Regions from separate parts of the Homo sapiens genome. Here regions 1 and 3 are each linked to region 2. The links are chromatin loops, found by intact Hi-C in ENCODE. Cell type or tissue: endothelial cell of umbilical vein. All regions are shown on one strand. Each heading gives the region's core, and the rest is flanking DNA. Links, peaks and the distances in the headings are about the cores only.

Region 1 (5,740 bases), core at 215-5,214, 140 kb before region 2:
TTGGTCCAGTACAAGATTAGAGAAGACGAAGAAAGAAGATGCCCAGGCATTCCAGGTGAGGTTAACAATATGCACAGGTGGGAGGCAGGGCCTGAAAGGGCCTGTTTGTGGACTTGCAAGTAGTTATGGACACAGGAAAAGAAGATGGGGAGATGGCATTCCCAAGGAGGTGGTAATCCATGAATGCCACACACTAATGCAGTTTCATGCAACTTTCTTTCAGCATGAAAGAATATGCCCCAGAAAATATTTGACAGACAAATGGCATGATCAGATTTGTGCCTCAAGAAAAATAAGTGACATTAATATTTGAAAAGAATTGAAGAGAGAGGCCTGGAGTTAAGATGGGTTGGTGCTATATTTGACACATAAAGTGCATCACTTTTTAACACCTACCTCCTCTTTATAACAAACTTATTTTCAGTAATAAACATAAAATGAGATAAATAAGGACAATGGCTAGAAAAGAAATGGAACCATTAAGATTTTCTTTTCTAAAACTTTACAATGTAATTATACCACTAAAAAAATTAAAAACAAAATCAGTAAAAGAGAGCAATATATAGTATGTATTATGGTATACACTTGTAAATGTCTAAAATATTTTTGGAAAAAGAGAAAAATCTTATACATGCATGTTTATTTGACACAATAATGAATATTAACATTACAGTTTCTGTTAAAAGCCTTGATTTCTGCAACTTTATCAAAATCAATAGTTTTTCATATTCCTGTTCCATAGCAAATATAGCTATATTTATCAATCTCTCTTCATTCAAAGTTGACTAAAGAACATGTTTTGTTAATTTTAAGTTTCAAAATTTTATTTTATCTGAAGCAACCAATATACTACAGGTTGTTTCAAACAGTCTCAGACATAAGTTTGGCAGAGAGTCATAAAAATCCTATTTCACAATAATTTCAGAAAATTTAAATGCAAATAACTCTTAATGGTCATGAAATGGAATTAATTCAAATTCTGCTTTTTTATCTTCACAGACCTTGAGTTATAATTGTTCATTTCAGATCAACTGTTTAAATGCAGGAATAGGTAGTACTACAAGATCGGAATACTTGAATCACGCCTGGAACATGCTTGCATACTTCCAACCTGCTATGTATGTTCTCTGTGGGCAAAGACTGAATCTGTATGTCAGGGGTAAGCTGTATAACTGAAAGTTCTCTGGATTAATGCCTATGTACAATACAGTGTTTATTGAAAGTGTATTCATCAGTTTTCATGTTGCTAATAAAGACATACCTGAGACTGGGTAATTTATACAGGAAATAGTTTTAATGGACTCACAGTTCCACATGGCTGGGGAGGCCTCACGTTCATGGCAGAAGGTAAGGAGGAGCAAGTCATCTCTTACATGAATGGCATCAGGCAAAGTGAGAACTTGTGCAGGGAAACTCCCCATTATAAAGCCATCAGATCTCATGAGACTTATTCACCATCACGAGAACAGTATGAGAAGGACCCACCCCCATGATTCAATTACCTCTCACTAGGTACCTCCCTCAACACATGGGAATTGTGGGAGCTACAATTCAAGATGAGATTTGGGTGGGGACACAGCCAAACCTTATCAAAAGGTAGGTAACATAAATGTGCTGATTTTAAGCTACTATAAATTGATGTTACTGTTGAAACTCAACAACAATAGCAGCTATTCTTTAGAACATATACCAAAAAAGGATTTTTTAGAAGAGAAGCATTTTATCACTGACATTATTTAGGGTTATAAGTGCAGGATATAATAACAAACAAATGTTCTTTCAGTTATTTACACAGTTAACTTTAAATTCTCTGTAATTTAAAATGCACTATTTTATTACCTGTAACCAACGAGATGGTTTCTTCTAGCCTGCCCTTGAATCTTCCACAGAGAAGGGAAAGGAAAATGGTAACTGGCATTTTAAAGTATCAACACTGTGCCAAACAGGGTGTTAGATTCTTTGAAGAGATTATTATTTCTCCTTTTTAAGATGCATATTAAGATCAATTGCCAAAGATCACACAGCAAAGTAAGTGGTGAAACTGGAATTCAAACTGAGGTTTCTCTGACTCCAAAACATATAATATCTTCAATCTACCACATTGTTTCTTTACAGAGGATGGGAGGGAGATAAGTTTAAGGCTGTGGCAAAATTTGGATGAGATGTAATTGAGCTTGGGTTTTGGCAGTGTCAGGGGAATGCAGAGAAAAGCATGGTGGGAGGTCATATTGCAAGACCAGATGGACCAAATCTGGCAACATATTGGATGTGGGAACATGACAGATGATAAAATCCAAGTTTTGAAGCCTGGGGAAAGCACAGACAGGCAACTAAGACACTAACAACTAGCAGTTGCCAAAATCTGACTGAAATTACAGTGAGATATGGAAGTATCTACCGACCAGGACCCTTATTAGAGACCTATATGTGCAGAGTTAACACTTTGATAAGCTGCTTGGTATTGATAGGTAATGTTGTCTATAAACAGTAAATGATCACAAATTGCTTTCTAAGAATGGGGAATTGACTTACTCATAGAACTTTCACTTTGCTGAGTAGGAAATGCAAGTTTGGAGGCAGAGCTGAATTGCTCAGGAGGGCAGAGATGTGGCTAAGGTAGCTATGATCCTCAGTGCCATGCATCATGACTTGCCTTTGTAAGCTCAGTCTCTTTTCTAAATAAAGAATAAAAAATGTTTTTCAAATATAATGGCTTGAAGTGTCACCAAATTACTAGCTTTCAAAGTGCCCCTACATACTATAAGGGTAGTATTGCTTGAAAAATAATTTAGATGATAGATAGACAAACAGACAGTGAGAATAAAGTAGCAGGTTTTCAAGAGCCAATCTGCAGTAATTCATGTAGGCTCACAGCAATTTAGGGCCACTCTGTTCATGCCATTTGGATTAATGGCATTTTTCTCAGGCAACATTAATTCACAGGATACTTCTTTCTGATACTTACATTTCTTTTCTTATGTGGGTGGGATCTTGTTTCTTTTCTTCTTATCTATTATTGCCACTGGCCTTTACTGATAAGAATACAGTAGGTTGTATTTACCTTCCTAGCAATCTACTGGTTGAATTTCCATGGAGCCCCACTAACGACCTGCAGGGAGGAAACTGTACTGACAACAACTGCCACTATGGGGCAGCAGGGAGCTATATCCCTGCATATCTCAGAGTATCATTGATTTCACAGTCCTAGGAGGAAACACACATTCGATAACTAGTTATAGTTTTTTCCCCCCCAATACTTTTATATGGTCGATTCTTATATGATAGGTATGTTTGGCTGCCTCTAAGTCTTTATAAAAAAATATCTATTCCTACTCTACATAAAAAGAAACTTAAATACCTCGAATCTTGGTCTTTAATGACATTTACCAATGTGACTAGATGGTCTGTATCAATCATTCACAGGATCCTGAGAATCATTTAAATTTTGAAAAGTTTACTCTTTCCCACACCTGAAACATCACATTCTACTTTTGGTCAGTAATAGCTAACATTTCTGGAGCTCATATGTGCCACACACAGTTCTAGGCACTTTACATGCATTGGCTTATTTACTCTTCACAACTCTCTGAGGTAGCTTTGGTTTTGAACCTTTTTACATATGAAAAAACTAATTACAGAAGACAAAACAGTCCAAAAAGCATACTATAGCTAACAAGGAAAGCATGGATTTGAACCCAGGTAGTGTTGTTTGGCCCTAGATCCCATGCTCTGAACCAACATTCATTTCACTCATAAAATCTGAGGCAGACTTTCATAATAAAAATATGACTTAAAAATTAAAATGTAATGAACTTCATTGTACCATGAAAGCCTAGAGGGTGTGACAGGTCTACAAAAATCACAAATTCTGAGATGATTCAGCAAGACCCATCTCTAAAATATGGAGCGAACTAAGAAAGACAGGAAGGAAAAAAACTACTTTGAAAGGGTTAAGGATTCCAGAAGGCTGTAATAGCAGGTTTGCAATCAAGGGCCACCATAAAGAAACAGCAGGAGGCGGGGAGGTAATCTTGGTCATGCTGTGAGTGCACAAGTCTTTAGTTTAGAATTGTGTCAAACCACCCAGAAAGCTGTGTTTAAACTTTGTTCCATTTCAGAATGGACATGGTATTTTTTTCTGAAGCCAGAAACTGAAGATCAACTTAAAGCACTTGATTCAATAGAACCTCGCTGAAAAGTTGGAAAGGGTTTTTGCTAAGAGGTTTCAGTCAGGATAAGTCTATTTTTCATCATAAAATAAAATACAAATTATCCATACCATTTAGCAGCAAAAAGCTTTTGAACCCACCTCCCAAGTAAAACCACAACATTCTTCAATTCTGCTTTCTGGTAGGTCAATCAATGTGGCAAAAAAAAAAAAAAAAAAAAAGTACATGTTTAATACCTCAATGTGCCACTGCCTGAGTCCCTTTACCCATTTGGAAGAGAGATTCATTTCGGCTATCCATGCTCTTTTGTTCATGTCTGTGGGCATAACTGGATTTTTTTTCAGGTGCAGGAAAGTGTCTCTGGGGAGCATAGTTTGTGCAATTATGTGTTTCCAAGCAAGAAAGCCAAATTGAGGTTTGGAAGAGCTACACAAAAATGATGTTGGTAATAATTTCCATGGCAAGTTGATCCAATCTGAAAATGGGATTTTATTTTTGTGTATCCTATGTCTTTTAACCAACCTTTCTGAATCCTGATTGATTCATGCAAATCTATGAAAGATCAGGTTTTTTCAGGATGTAGAGTCAGAATAATACTCATTATTTAACCCGCTACAAAGAACACTAATATTTGGCAATTCTGCTCTTACGGAGTATCATTTCTGTTAAATAAGAAAAATCTGAGAAAGGGGAAAATGTAGAGGTTTCCCTATTTCTCCAGGAAATAGACTTCACCCTGAAAGCTGAAATCCTATGCTCATTGTTTTCTACTGAGGACTAGCTGAACAGCAATAGTAGACTTATCTCAGTCACGTGCTGCTATGAGAGTAGCAGCCAAACACCTCTCAGGGGAATCAATATATAAATTTTTGTTTTTAAAAAGTTTTTTTATGACAGCAGACAGCTGCCTTCTGTCTATTTAATAAAGTTGTTTCTATTTAAAGCAAAGATAGAAGTTAGGTAACTATTGAAGAAATTAACTTTCAAAGCACGTTTTCTAATTAACTTTTCTGCTAATGATGACCTGGAGCCTTTTTGTAGATTTGGTTTCATAAGCTTTACTTTATATCTGTCTACCTATGGAAGCATCAATTCTCTTACTCTCTCTGAATGCTAACTGGATCCAATAGTTCCCTAGCTTGTCTCAAACAAACCTGGTTCCCCACAATCCACAATGTCAAGACTGCTAGTTTCTCCCCAGTTTTTCCCCTTGAGCACATCTGACTGGTTTTACAAAGGGAATCACAACACGCTGTCCTTTCTGTCCCAGCTTGCCCAGAGCCCTAAATTTGGGTGAAAGACATTTATTTTACAACTGGAACTGTAAAGAATCCAAACCCTTATTCTTTCTGACTAAACATATTCTTCTCAGATGCATTAAATATTTTCAAATCTCAGTGTGATTATGTTAAAAGAAAAATCATGGAATTTCTCAAAATTGTAAATGTTATTAAGGTGAGATTCTCAGATATGCTCTCATCTGAGATGAAAACAAAACTGAAAGCCCAGGTCCCTTGAAAGAAAAGAATAGCTCCTTTGTATGTGTTCACTGTAAACACACAATAAAGTTC
Region 2 (5,740 bases), core at 229-5,228:
TTATTTTAGTAGACTGTATATGCTAGAGATCACTCTCTAAGAGCATACAGAGTTTCTCTTCATTCATATTTGACAGCTGCATAATACTTCACTGAATAGATGAAGTCATACACAACAGTTGCTTGTTCATGGGAAGTTTGTGTTTCTAGTCTTTCACTATTATAAACAGTGCTGCAAAGAACAGTCAAATGTATGCACCATTTCATTTTTTTTTGTCTATGTATCTTTTATATAGGTTCCTAAAAGTGGAATTGCTGGATCAAAGGGTAAAGGCATAGGCAATTCTAGAGCATTTAGATTTAATGTGATGGACAGGAATGAACCATGAAGCCACGTAAGTATTAAACAACAGCAACAACAACAAAAAAAGCAGATACAGGATGTTTTAAATGGTATGACTAAAACACTGCTTTAAACCAGGAGATAGTTACATTAGTTAGCTCTTTTAGTTTAAATAATTTTATTATTTGAAGCGAAGTACGTGAAAATAACTGTATTGCTCTTTCTCTGGATTTTAACAAATCGGTGTCTCACATGAAATTATGTAACTCTTATCTTTTCTTCTGCTTTATGAGAATACTGTAACAAGGGGTACTACCTTCAGACCCTTTGACTACATGGAGAAATAAAGGAGGGAGTTGTGCCAATTACTGGAGAATTTTGGCTGTCAAATAGCACATCTGGGCAATTTGGGCCAGAAATACATATATATGATATATGATATATATATGATATATGATATATATGATATATGATATATACGATATATATGATATATGATATATATGATATATACGATATATGATATATACGATATATATGATATATATGATATATGATATATATGATATATATGATATATATGATATATATGATATATATGATATATGATATATATGATAGATCATATATGATCTATCATATATATCATATATCATATATCATATATATGATATATATGATCTATCATATATATGATATATCATATATGATCTATCATATATATGATATCATATATATGATATATGATATATATGATATATGATATATATCATATATATGTTATGTGTATATATGTATATATGTACGTGTATATATATACACACACACACACACACACACCCTCCTATACATATTCAACATTTTCCCCTTTAAACTAAGGTTTTCTAGGCTTGAATAAACCAGACACTGCTCTTTTGTACTGTTTCGCAAACTGTGCTTGGATGGTCTCTCCTTGTTTTCAGGAGTGTTTGATTTTTAAATTGTGATATTCCACTAAATGAGAAATGACCAGGACTTCACAGAGATTTCATGAAAGGAGGGCCACAAAGGAAGAACCCAGAGCAGGCCGGTGAGAGGCACTCTAAGAGGTACAGAGGGTTGCACCAATTGCTAGGATTTAATCAATCAGAAGGGGTCCAAGCCAGGAAGCAAGGGCATGCCCCGAGCCTCATTTACCCGCCTTGTCACCACCCTGCCCGCTAGTACATTTCAGAGTCTCTAACCCCTCCCTGCATGCAAGCCCAGGCAGAGTCCTGCCAGGTTTCACACCAGAGCACACCCCTGCACGGACTCCCCAGGACCGCGGCGCCGGCTGGCTGCCTCGGCCCCCCGCGGCCGCGTGAGCTCCCTCTTGGTGGTGGAGGGCGCATTTCAATCTGGAAACTCCCAGCCCCTAATTTGGTCCCGCAGACTGACGCCGCTCCCGGTGGGGCGGTGGGGGTAGGAGGGCAAAGGGGAGGTCTCCTCCTTCTTGGATTGAGGCTGCAACCAACAGCCCCGTGAGCCTCTATTCCTGGCTGACTGCGAATCCCCCCATCCCAGGTCAGGGGCCGGGACCCTACAGAAAGACCCGTTCTCATCCTCAACCTTGCGGCCTCTGTCCGGCGGGGAAGTTCAGCTGCGGGTCAGTTCAGCTGCGGGTCCGGCCAAGCCTGGCGCGCTTAGGCACCCTAGTCCCTGGTCCGCGGCCGGGCGAGGACGGAGGGGGAGGGGAAGGGGCTGCTGCCTCCTTTCCCAAATCCGGTCCCTAATCGCCCCATCCCCCGCCGTCTACTCGCTTTGTACAGGCAGTCAAAACAGAGCTAGCGGCCAATTGACGGGGACGGGAAGCAAAGCCGCCTAGCGCCTCGCCCCCTCCAGCCGGCCCCCCGGGCCCCTCCTCTCGGCGCCCGGACCTTGGCCCTCCCTCTCCTTTCCCACTTCTCTCTTTGCCCTAACTTCGCCCCCATCCCCCGCTCATTTCCTCTCGCACCCGGGCTCGCCAATCCCTCTTTCCAAGTCCCTCTTCCAGCCCGGCCTTCCTCTCGGGTTCGCCCCCCTTCTCCCCAATCTCCGTCCTCTTCCCTCCCTTCGCCCTCCCCCCCTTCCTTCCTCTTCCCCTCACCCAACCCTGGTTCCCCTCGTTCCTCAGTCCCGATCTCTCCCTTACTCTGTCCCCGCCCACTCTGCGCCGGCCTCTCAGTCCGGGTTGAGCCCCACGTGTGGACGGCCGCGCCCCCACTGACAGCCGCCGCCCGCCGGCCCGCCCCGCGCCCCGCCGGGCCTCTAAAACCCCCGCGCCGCGCCCTCCACCGCCGCATCTTCTCCAGCGCCCAGCCTCCCGCCCTCTCTCTTGCTGGCCGCACGCCCCGGCCCCGCGCACCTCCGCCCGGCTCCGCAGCCGCTACCCGCGCTTCGTTGCCCTGTGGGACTCCGAGCGAGCCCGGAGGGAACCCTCCTCTTCTTCTGGGGGCGACTTTTGTTTGCTTGCCTGTTTCTTTCTGGTGACTTTTGCAGCTTTCCAATATCCGTCTTCGGAGCGCACGGGAATCCGCCGAGCTCTGCGTGCAGGCCCTTTTTTCTTTTGAGGTTCACATTTTTTGAAATTTTACGCCAGGGCTTTTGTAATTTCCTCCCCCGCCCGCTGACGGTCCTGGAGTCGCTCGGGGCTTTAGGCCGGTTATGCAACGTGTACCGCTCGGGGCTGCCGGCTGCACCTCCGCCGCGCCTCGCCGCTCACTGCGCTAGACCCGGCGCCCCGCGTCTCGCTTCGCGGGCAGTCAGGGGGCCGGCGCTCTGTCGAGGTCTCCAGCTAGAGCAGGGAGCCCGAGCCCGAGGGAGTCCCCGGAGCCGACGAAGGGCTTATTAGACCCTGACTCTTTTCTGAGGCGCGCAGATTTTGTCTTTGATCACTCCCTCTCCGCGGGTCTACGGCCGCGCGCTTTCGGCGCCGGCGATGGGGAGAAGACGGAGGCTGTGTCTCCAGCTCTACTTCCTGTGGCTGGGCTGTGTGGTGCTCTGGGCGCAGGGCACGGCCGGCCAGCCTCAGCCTCCTCCGCCCAAGCCGCCCCGGCCCCAGCCGCCGCCGCAACAGGTTCGGTCCGCTACAGCAGGCTCTGAAGGCGGGTTTCTAGCGCCCGAGTATCGCGAGGAGGGTGCCGCAGTGGCCAGCCGCGTCCGCCGGCGAGGACAGCAGGACGTGCTCCGAGGGTAAGTGGGCAAGCGGCTCCGCACCTAGGGCTCCGGCTTGGGGGAGGGGGGAATCCTCAGTTTGGCGGCTTTCTGGCCCACTCCGTCCCAGACCCTTTAGCTGGAGCCTAGAGCTGCAGCCCCCTTTGCCAGAATATCCAAAGACCCCCAGGAGCGCGTCCCCCTTTTCCTTCCCAACCCCGCAGCTCAGCGGGCGGAAAGCCCTCTCTCCGGGGGTTGGGCGGCGGGTGGTTAGGGGGTCCAGGGGTGCCGATCGCAGAGCGTGTGCAGAGCTCGCGCTGCGGGAACAGGTTCTGAATGTCCGGCGGCAGGCGGGCCTGGGTCCGCCTGCTGCAGGGGCCAGAGAAGCCTGCTTGCTCCCCACGTCGGGGCCGCCGCTCGTGAGCCTTTTGTTTGAGGACGTGTGCAGGGTTCACAGCTCACCTTCTCATCGTCAACCCGAGCGCTCCACCTTGCGACGCGCTTTCCTTGACACGTCGGGGCCAAAGTAACAGTTGACCAAGGAGGAATGGATTTGGGAAGGAGGGCAAGGATTCTTTGGAACGGAATGGTCCCTTTGTTCTCTGCATCTGGAAGCTAGAATAGTAGCAAATTATATGTTTCCATGCCTCTTTTCGCCCTTTAAAAAGGCAGGCAAGGGACGACAGATGAAAGGCAGTGTTTAGACATTTCTGACCCTCCTGCATTCCAGCATCTAGCTCTTTTGCTTCCACGTCTGCCTCCCGATCTCCAATAATTTGAAGTGTAATTTTGATTTGTTTGTTGTCCTGAAATCTACTCGCTCGGGGCATTGCTTACGAAGACCGTTTATATGTTGCTGCATCCCTCTACCTATCTGTTACGTGACCGCGCTTGTCCATCACAGGCCCAACGTGTGCGGCTCCAGATTCCACTCCTACTGCTGCCCTGGATGGAAGACGCTCCCTGGAGGAAACCAGTGCATTGTCCGTGAGTGCTTGGCAGGGATCGCAGCTTGGGGCAGCGCACTCGGCCCTATCTCCGGCCGACCTCTTGCACTCAGCCATTTGGACGCATAGTTGCGTTTAAAATCAAGTGATCACATTGCACTGATAATCGGGACGCGGCCCCATTTGAATAGTGGGGAAGACTCAACCGGTTTGAGTCAGTTCAGACTTCACTTCTAGACTCTGTTGAAGGGCAATAATGATAAAGATTTCAAAGATAATTGAAAGTTTTATCTTTCTATGTCTATTAATACAAATTGGAAGAGGGGAGGAGTAGAGCAATTATCTAGATAACTCAAAACCACTTTTTCTGTAAAAAATCCAGATGAGACCACATGTTATTATGCAAATTATCAGGCTTTTAACTCTGCTTGAGGTTTGGGCCTTATGAAGATCAAGATTTCTTAGGCATTTATATAAAACCACTTTCTTATTTCTGGTTTTATATCAACAACCACATAACCTAGATACGAAAGGAGCATTCTCGCGGATTTAGTGTTGACCTAAGTTAACAAACTTTTAAAAGACAGAACTCTTACAAAGGGGCTTGAGTTTTTTTTTTTTTTTGCTTTTTGGAAGACGTTTAAATTTAGGGTTTCCAGACCCTGAACCTCAATAGTGTGCAGTAGATTTCCAAAGTATGAATCTTAGACCTTGAAAAATTCTGTATCTCTGACCTTAAAAGTTTTGATTATTTTATTCTGTTTCCAAAGTGTATAACCAGTTCTCCAAGTTCTAATTGGAGAGCTCATTAGTTATCAGCCTCACAGTCACGGACTCTGGGATGTCTTATTTCATATGCCTGTAAATTTGTGACTTGCAGTGTGACTGGCCTTCTCCTGTGTGTTTATGTAGCACAACCACATTTGTCTTGTTGGAAGGAGAGCCAGGTATCATAGACAGCACATTCATTTAGAGCCAGTCTTGACTTTAGATTGACCTCCATGTTCTCCAGGGAGAAAATAATTATGCAACTGTGAACAGAGAAAAAGGGCAAGGCACACTAACCAAGGGATAATAAGGATGTAGTGGCATTTCTAACTCTGTATTTATTGGTTTTGTGGTTTTGAGATAGATGCTTAATGTTATTTCTGGGCAGTTTTTAAAAAAGAGATGAAATCTCCAGTGTCATAAAGACTAATTTCTTCTTATTTTTTCTACCTTAACATCCCACTATTTCCAATGGCAAAAATAGGAAACAACTGTGTTATTTAAAGTGACTTATAAATATTTTGAACAAATCCTCTGATTATAATAAGCCTTTGCTTTATTTTTTAAAAGAACATGTTCTGCATTCTTTTCTC
Region 3 (5,740 bases), core at 215-5,214, 300 kb before region 2:
TGTGAGAAATAATCGGCAGTGTTTGAAATGACACCATCTCTGCAGGACTGTCAATAATTATATAGGCTGTCTGGTGATTTTGCCAAGTTTTATGATGATTCCCATGAAGACAAATACAAGATTCATATTAAAGGGATGTTTTATGCTGTGCAAAAATTGACCCTGAATGACCTTTAATATAAACAGTTAGGGTATGGTATGGACTCCAAAAAAATCTCTCTGCTTTATTGTAAATGTATGCTAACATAAACGACACTATAAGATACTAGCATTAGGATAGCAATTTGATTTGTGTGTCTTTCAAGCACCCTTTTTCTTTTTGTAGAACATATCAAATACTTATTTATCCATTAGAGGGCAGTCTTCCACAAATTTTAATTCTGACATCACTTGGAAAATTTAAATGGTCAATTTACTGACACAATAGTCTCTCAAAAGCCTTAGAATTTTTTCATTATTTCAAAAATTATTTATTCATAATTTTGAAGACACTACACATTAAGTCTTCATATAGAATGTAAATTCCAAGAGCACATTACATATGTTTGTTCATTTATGTGGTATTTGTGGTAAGTGATCACAAATGTACAAAATATTTGCACCATTAAGCTGATACTGATAAGGCTATGTAATAAAATGTTAAGGCTTCAATTATTTTTTGGGCTTTGGAAACTCTTTCTTGTCTTCAGATTTTTACTGGTCCATCTAAATATTTTATCTTTTTTTATTTTTCTGTATTCTAGGCACAGAGAGAGCAGCCTACAACTCTCTGTAGTACAGTATTATCAAACCAAAGAAAACTAATGCATAAGGAAGGTTCTAGAAGGAAACATTCACTGATGTAGTGATGACCTCCAGACAGAAGTATGTTTAAGGAAAGGTAAAGGAAAACTTGCACTATTAGCTTTCCATATTTTTGTAGTTTGAATTTGATATAACAAGAATATGTTTGTATAAAATGATGAACCGAGTGGCATCTTTCATTTCAAAAATGTTATTACTTCAGTTAAACCTTATAGCTCTCTTTTCATCCCAAAGAAATTGTTATAAAGGTATTTTTGAGGGAAACATTCTGTATACAATCACAGATATTGGATTTAGAAGCAGAAGACAAAGAATAAAATAAATGTTGGCATTTGGGAATTTTTACTATTGGTATTGTTAAGTAGTTTGGGGGATTTTACAATTTAAAGATAGTAAGTCTCCAGTGAACAAAGATTTTCACCATTCCTAGTTCTACAAAAAAGTGTTTTTTAACCTATAATAAATTTAATACTTGGAACAGAAAATATTACAGAAATAAGAAAAACTTTACAACATAAAATTAAAGGCAAAAACTTTGACTTTTTACTCCAAGTAGAAGTTCATATGCAGATAGTTATTCAGTACTTATTCTAGATACTCAATTAAAAAGGAATTCAATTAAATAGGAACAATGATTGATTTCTGCAAGCTCCTTAATTCCATGAGGTAAATTCAAAGCACATATCCTGTCTACTCCATTGTTATGCCCTTCACCACTTCCCAAATCTTTCCACATTTTATTCATGCCCACAACCATCTTAGTTTTTGATTAGGCTTTAGGAGATGCACTAATAGGCACATCTAACCATCTGATATTTTCGCTTTCCAGATTCTATTCATGAACTTGAAAGCTGGGGGATCTTTTTTAATGACTGGAAGTAAAGAGGAGCATATGCTTTCTGAGAAGTTTCCTTTTCTAACTGAATGATTTGGTCCTCCAGACTTCTGTCTGTAATAGGGCTGAAAGAGCAAGTTCCCAAAAGTTAAGCTATCTCTGGTCAAAGACCTCAGTTATTTGGAGCATTTACAAATGGTAGCCTGGATTACTTCTAAGAAATTAATAAATAGAATATAATTCTTTTTCATATTTGTAGAGTCATCCAACAATATTAACTTCACTCTCTACTCATGTCTCAAATCTATGAGTAATGTACACTTTGTTTGTTGGGACAGAACTGGTGAGTGAAAATGGCCAAAAGGGAAATCTGTGGCTTGGGAAATTCTGTGAGTTTGATGGCTTAATAGCAGTATGAGATAACAAGTCTAGACTATATAAATTGAAATGCTATTATATGCTTTAAAACAATGGGAAGATCTGGAAAATGCATTTACCTAATTCATTTCATGCCTGTGCAAATACCAGAAAACTTATCTGCAGGATAAATGCAAATCGTAACACTCATGCATTATTATCATTATTTCCGAACGTTTGATCCTCAAAATTAATTAATTCACCCCATTAGTTTGTCTTTTTAAGCCCACAAACAACAGTCTTTAGTTTCTTCTTAATTAGGTTGGCTGGTGTGAATTGAGCCAGTTGAGTGCTGGTGTTATCCACTCAGCTGACCTGAGTTTGATATCAAAACTGTGCCAGAGTTGGGTGAGTTTCTCAAGAAAAATAAATACCTTACTTTCTGCCAGGCCACAAGGTGGGGCATTAAGAATATGTTGACATATTACATCTTGAGAAATGTACAAAAACCTAAGAACTGAGCAAGAAGAGGAAACTGAGGCCTTTTGGGGTTGACAGGTCATTGGGCTCCCTCCAATGTTCCCACTCCCACAGAACTTTTTCAAACCATGACCACTCTCAAGTTCTCCTAGTCTTGCCAGCTCTCACTCAAAGAAAATGGCCTCTCCTGTTGCTTCCTTGGGAACAGTTTTGTTGGCATGAACTCCCTCAAGTTGTCTCCTTTCCCGCTACAAACTTAACCTTATGTTTTCTAAGTCTCATCTCCTTTTTCAAAAGGAGGCCTGCCTCCACCATTTCTCTAGTCTCTCAGTATGTGATCTTCATCCCATCCTCTTCTATCCAATTACTCCTTCAGAACCTTGTTTCATCAATTATTATCCTACTTTCCCTTAACACAAGATCATATTCAAATTTTTTGCTTCAAACAAATCCCCAAACTTTCCTTGGTCACCCATATTCTTTAAAAATTGTCATCAACACATAAACATCTTACCTCTTTAAAAATCTTCTTGAGTAAGTAGCCTACATTTCCATTCTGTTATCTTGACTTCAATCTACCACCACCAGCTATGATCTTATTACTCCTGAATTTTTAATGGAAAATTACCCTTGTAATGTTTCCAATGCATAGTTGAATCAGTCCGTTCAACACTTGAAATTTCTGCAGTATCTGACCCTGACCATACCTGAAATTATGTCTGTGAATGAGTCTGTGACATCACACTCCTGCCTATTTCTCAGACTTTTTCTTTAATGGTTCCTATTTTTCTCCCAATATAGTAAACTTTAGGGTACATCAGAAGCACCTGGAACATAGGTTGCTAGATTCCAACCAAAAGTTTCTGGTTCACTAAGTCTCGGGTAGGGCCTGATAATTTGCATTTTGATTCTGATGCTGCTAGTCTAAGAGGCCCACATGTTGAGAACCACTGCTTGAAACAGATATATTCAAATTTTTTAATCTGCTTTGCTTCTATTTTATACTTTTAATTAAGAGAAACTACCTATTTCCATGCTTCATCTGTTACTTGTATAAGAATGATGCCTCCCAACTCTATGTGAAAGGCCCAATCATATCCTCTCCTAAACTCCTCACCCAGGTTGCCTACTACCTCTGCTTAAATTATAGGGACCCTCAGAATCAACATGCCCAGTATGGTACACGTTGTGTCCTACATCCCAAATGGGCTTCTCCATTTGTGCACTTATTCCTACGTATCATAGGCATCAACCCACCTGCACAAGGCAAAAAACTTGGAGTCAGCTAGACTTCCCTGGCCCTCAATCCTTTTCACCTCACATGTAATGATTCACAAGTTTTTCTTGCAAAACATGTAATGGTTACAGATAGAATCCTGTCAATTCTACCTCCAATATATTCCTCAGCTTGGGTTTTCTCCAGTTTTTCTTGTTTACTATATCACAAATGCATTCTACTTTGATTCTCTGCTTTCATTATCTCCCATCCTGTTCTAAAATTCATCTTTGTAAAATTAATATCAGATCATGTCATTTACCCCTTATTCAAAAACAAAACTTTTAATGACTCTGTATTATCTACAGTATAGAGATACAGTGACTTAGTATGACATTCAATATTCTTGATAATCTAGCCCCCACCTAACTTCATCTTATGGTTTTCCCTCTTGCTTCCTGATTTATGGTTATGCCTGACCACTACCACATCCAGAATCAATCACATAGAGTTCATTCATGTCTATATGCATGCTGGATTCTTTCCTTCTGCATGTCATCCCAATTCACCAGCATTCACCTGTCTTCTGACTCTCAGCACAATTAACTGCTTTCTCTTAGACTCTCATGCCATTTTATCCATATATCTTTTAGAGTTCATTCCACCTGGTATTATGGGCCTTTGTACATACATCAGGCTACATTGCCAGGTTAAAACTCCTTGAAGGTCTGAACTGTACATCAGTTATGTTTGTATCCATAGTGTACAGCACAGTTCTTGGCAGACTGAAGGCTTGCAAGAAATATTTAGTTGAATTGAAGCTCTGTAGTCAAAAAAACTTCATAAATTGGATAGGCAAATACCCATGAGACCTGGATTTCTAGCCAATGTGGCTGGTACTTGGATTTCCATTTCTCTTTCCACAGCATTCCCAGAGCTGGAGTAAATGCTCAAGTGCCACGGGGGTGCCCTAACTTGGATTTCCTAGTGATTAGCTCCAAGAGCATGTTCTAAACTAGTTTTGTATATTGTATTTCCTGAAGCCCTAACTCTTCAACTTCGTTTTGTCTGTTGAGATAGAACACCTGCCTGTGCTATTATGGTAGAGCCATGACGGACCATCTCTTGTGTAGTTCATAATTCTACCATAAAGACAATGTTAGCCTACCATTTACATTTCTCAAGTGACTCCACCTATCTGTGCCTCAGTCTCCTCACTTCTAAAACTGGTGTAACAACAACCTCTACCTCATAGTCTCTGGCCTGGGCTTCTCACCTAGACTCCCTGGATTCATTCTCTCCCTCTACCATTTGTGAATATTTAAATGAGTTAATTTAGATATTAAATATTAAACGAGTAAATGTATATTAGGTACTCAATAAATAGTAGGTATTTATTGTAACTATGTAAATAGTAACTATGTTAGATCTATTTTGAAACTATTCGAAGAACCAATAGCACAGAACTCCAAATATTAAAGTTTCCAGGGTGTGGACACTTTATGTTACAGTGTCTATATTTTATCTATAATCCAAGCTTACCCAACCCATGACCCAGGCACCACATGCATCTCAGATGGCTTTGAATGTGGCCCAACACAAATTTGTAAACTTTCTTAAAACGTTAAAAGACTTTTTTTGCAATTTGTTTTTTAGCTCATCAGCCATCATTAGTGTTAGCATATTTTACGTGTGACCAAAGACAATTCTTCTTTCAATGTGGCCCAAGGAAGCCAAAAGATTGAACACCCCTAATTATCATTAGAGATACAAAATTATTTTTAACAATTGGACCTGGAATCTCTGAAAATGTCTTTCAGCTCTTTAAATACTAAAAATGTGCCTTATTTGTCTTATATAAACTGACTTTCTATCCTGTACTGTTTGCTGGTACATTTCTATATACCACATACAAGAGCAACATGCTTGTATCACTTTGCAATTCCCATAATGGATATGGGGATAGCAAATGTTAATATAAGGAAAACTATGTTGGATCTTTTTTTTTCTCCTTATTAATAAAAATTGTGTTTCTCTTTAACCCACAA

Evidence for each region. A loop is a pair of places that touch in the nucleus more often than their neighbours do. Peaks named below come from ENCODE experiments on the same cell type or tissue, not always from the same donor. Only the 100,000 strongest peaks of a DNase experiment are listed, where the experiment ranks them.
Region 1: it touches region 2 in a loop (5-fold over the local background); 8 of 110 quality-filtered maps call a loop at or near these places.
Region 3: a loop joins it to region 2, with 10 times the contacts of the local background. A loop is called at or near these places in 10 of 110 quality-filtered maps.

Annotation. Positions count from the first base shown.
Region 1 is chr5:128,672,448-128,678,187 of GRCh38, reverse strand. All of the region lies in intron 2 of LOC105379168 (a long non-coding RNA gene), which reads right to left. Among named protein-coding and RNA genes, the nearest start is that of FBN2, 140 kb to the right of the region's middle. In endothelial cell of umbilical vein, for the core only: a CTCF peak has its summit at 3,148 (motif pointing right); a DNase peak (open chromatin) is centred at 3,147.
Region 2 is chr5:128,535,081-128,540,820 of GRCh38, reverse strand. FBN2 (fibrillin 2) reads left to right here and starts at 2,576. Exons shown (of 65, transcript NM_001999.4): 1 at 2,576-3,471; 2 at 4,337-4,419. The coding sequence starts at 3,218. RefSeq lists enhancers at 1,750-2,250, 3,976-4,906. In endothelial cell of umbilical vein, for the core only: no CTCF peak of the experiment used is centred there; DNase peaks (open chromatin) are centred at 2,460 and 3,320; H3K4me3 peaks cover 2,860 bases; H3K27ac peaks cover 1,511 bases.
Region 3 is chr5:128,839,153-128,844,892 of GRCh38, reverse strand. The region is part of intron 4 of LOC105379168 (a long non-coding RNA gene); the gene reads right to left. Among named protein-coding and RNA genes, the nearest start is that of SLC27A6, 120 kb to the left of the region's middle. In endothelial cell of umbilical vein, for the core only: no CTCF peak of the experiment used is centred there; a DNase peak (open chromatin) is centred at 362.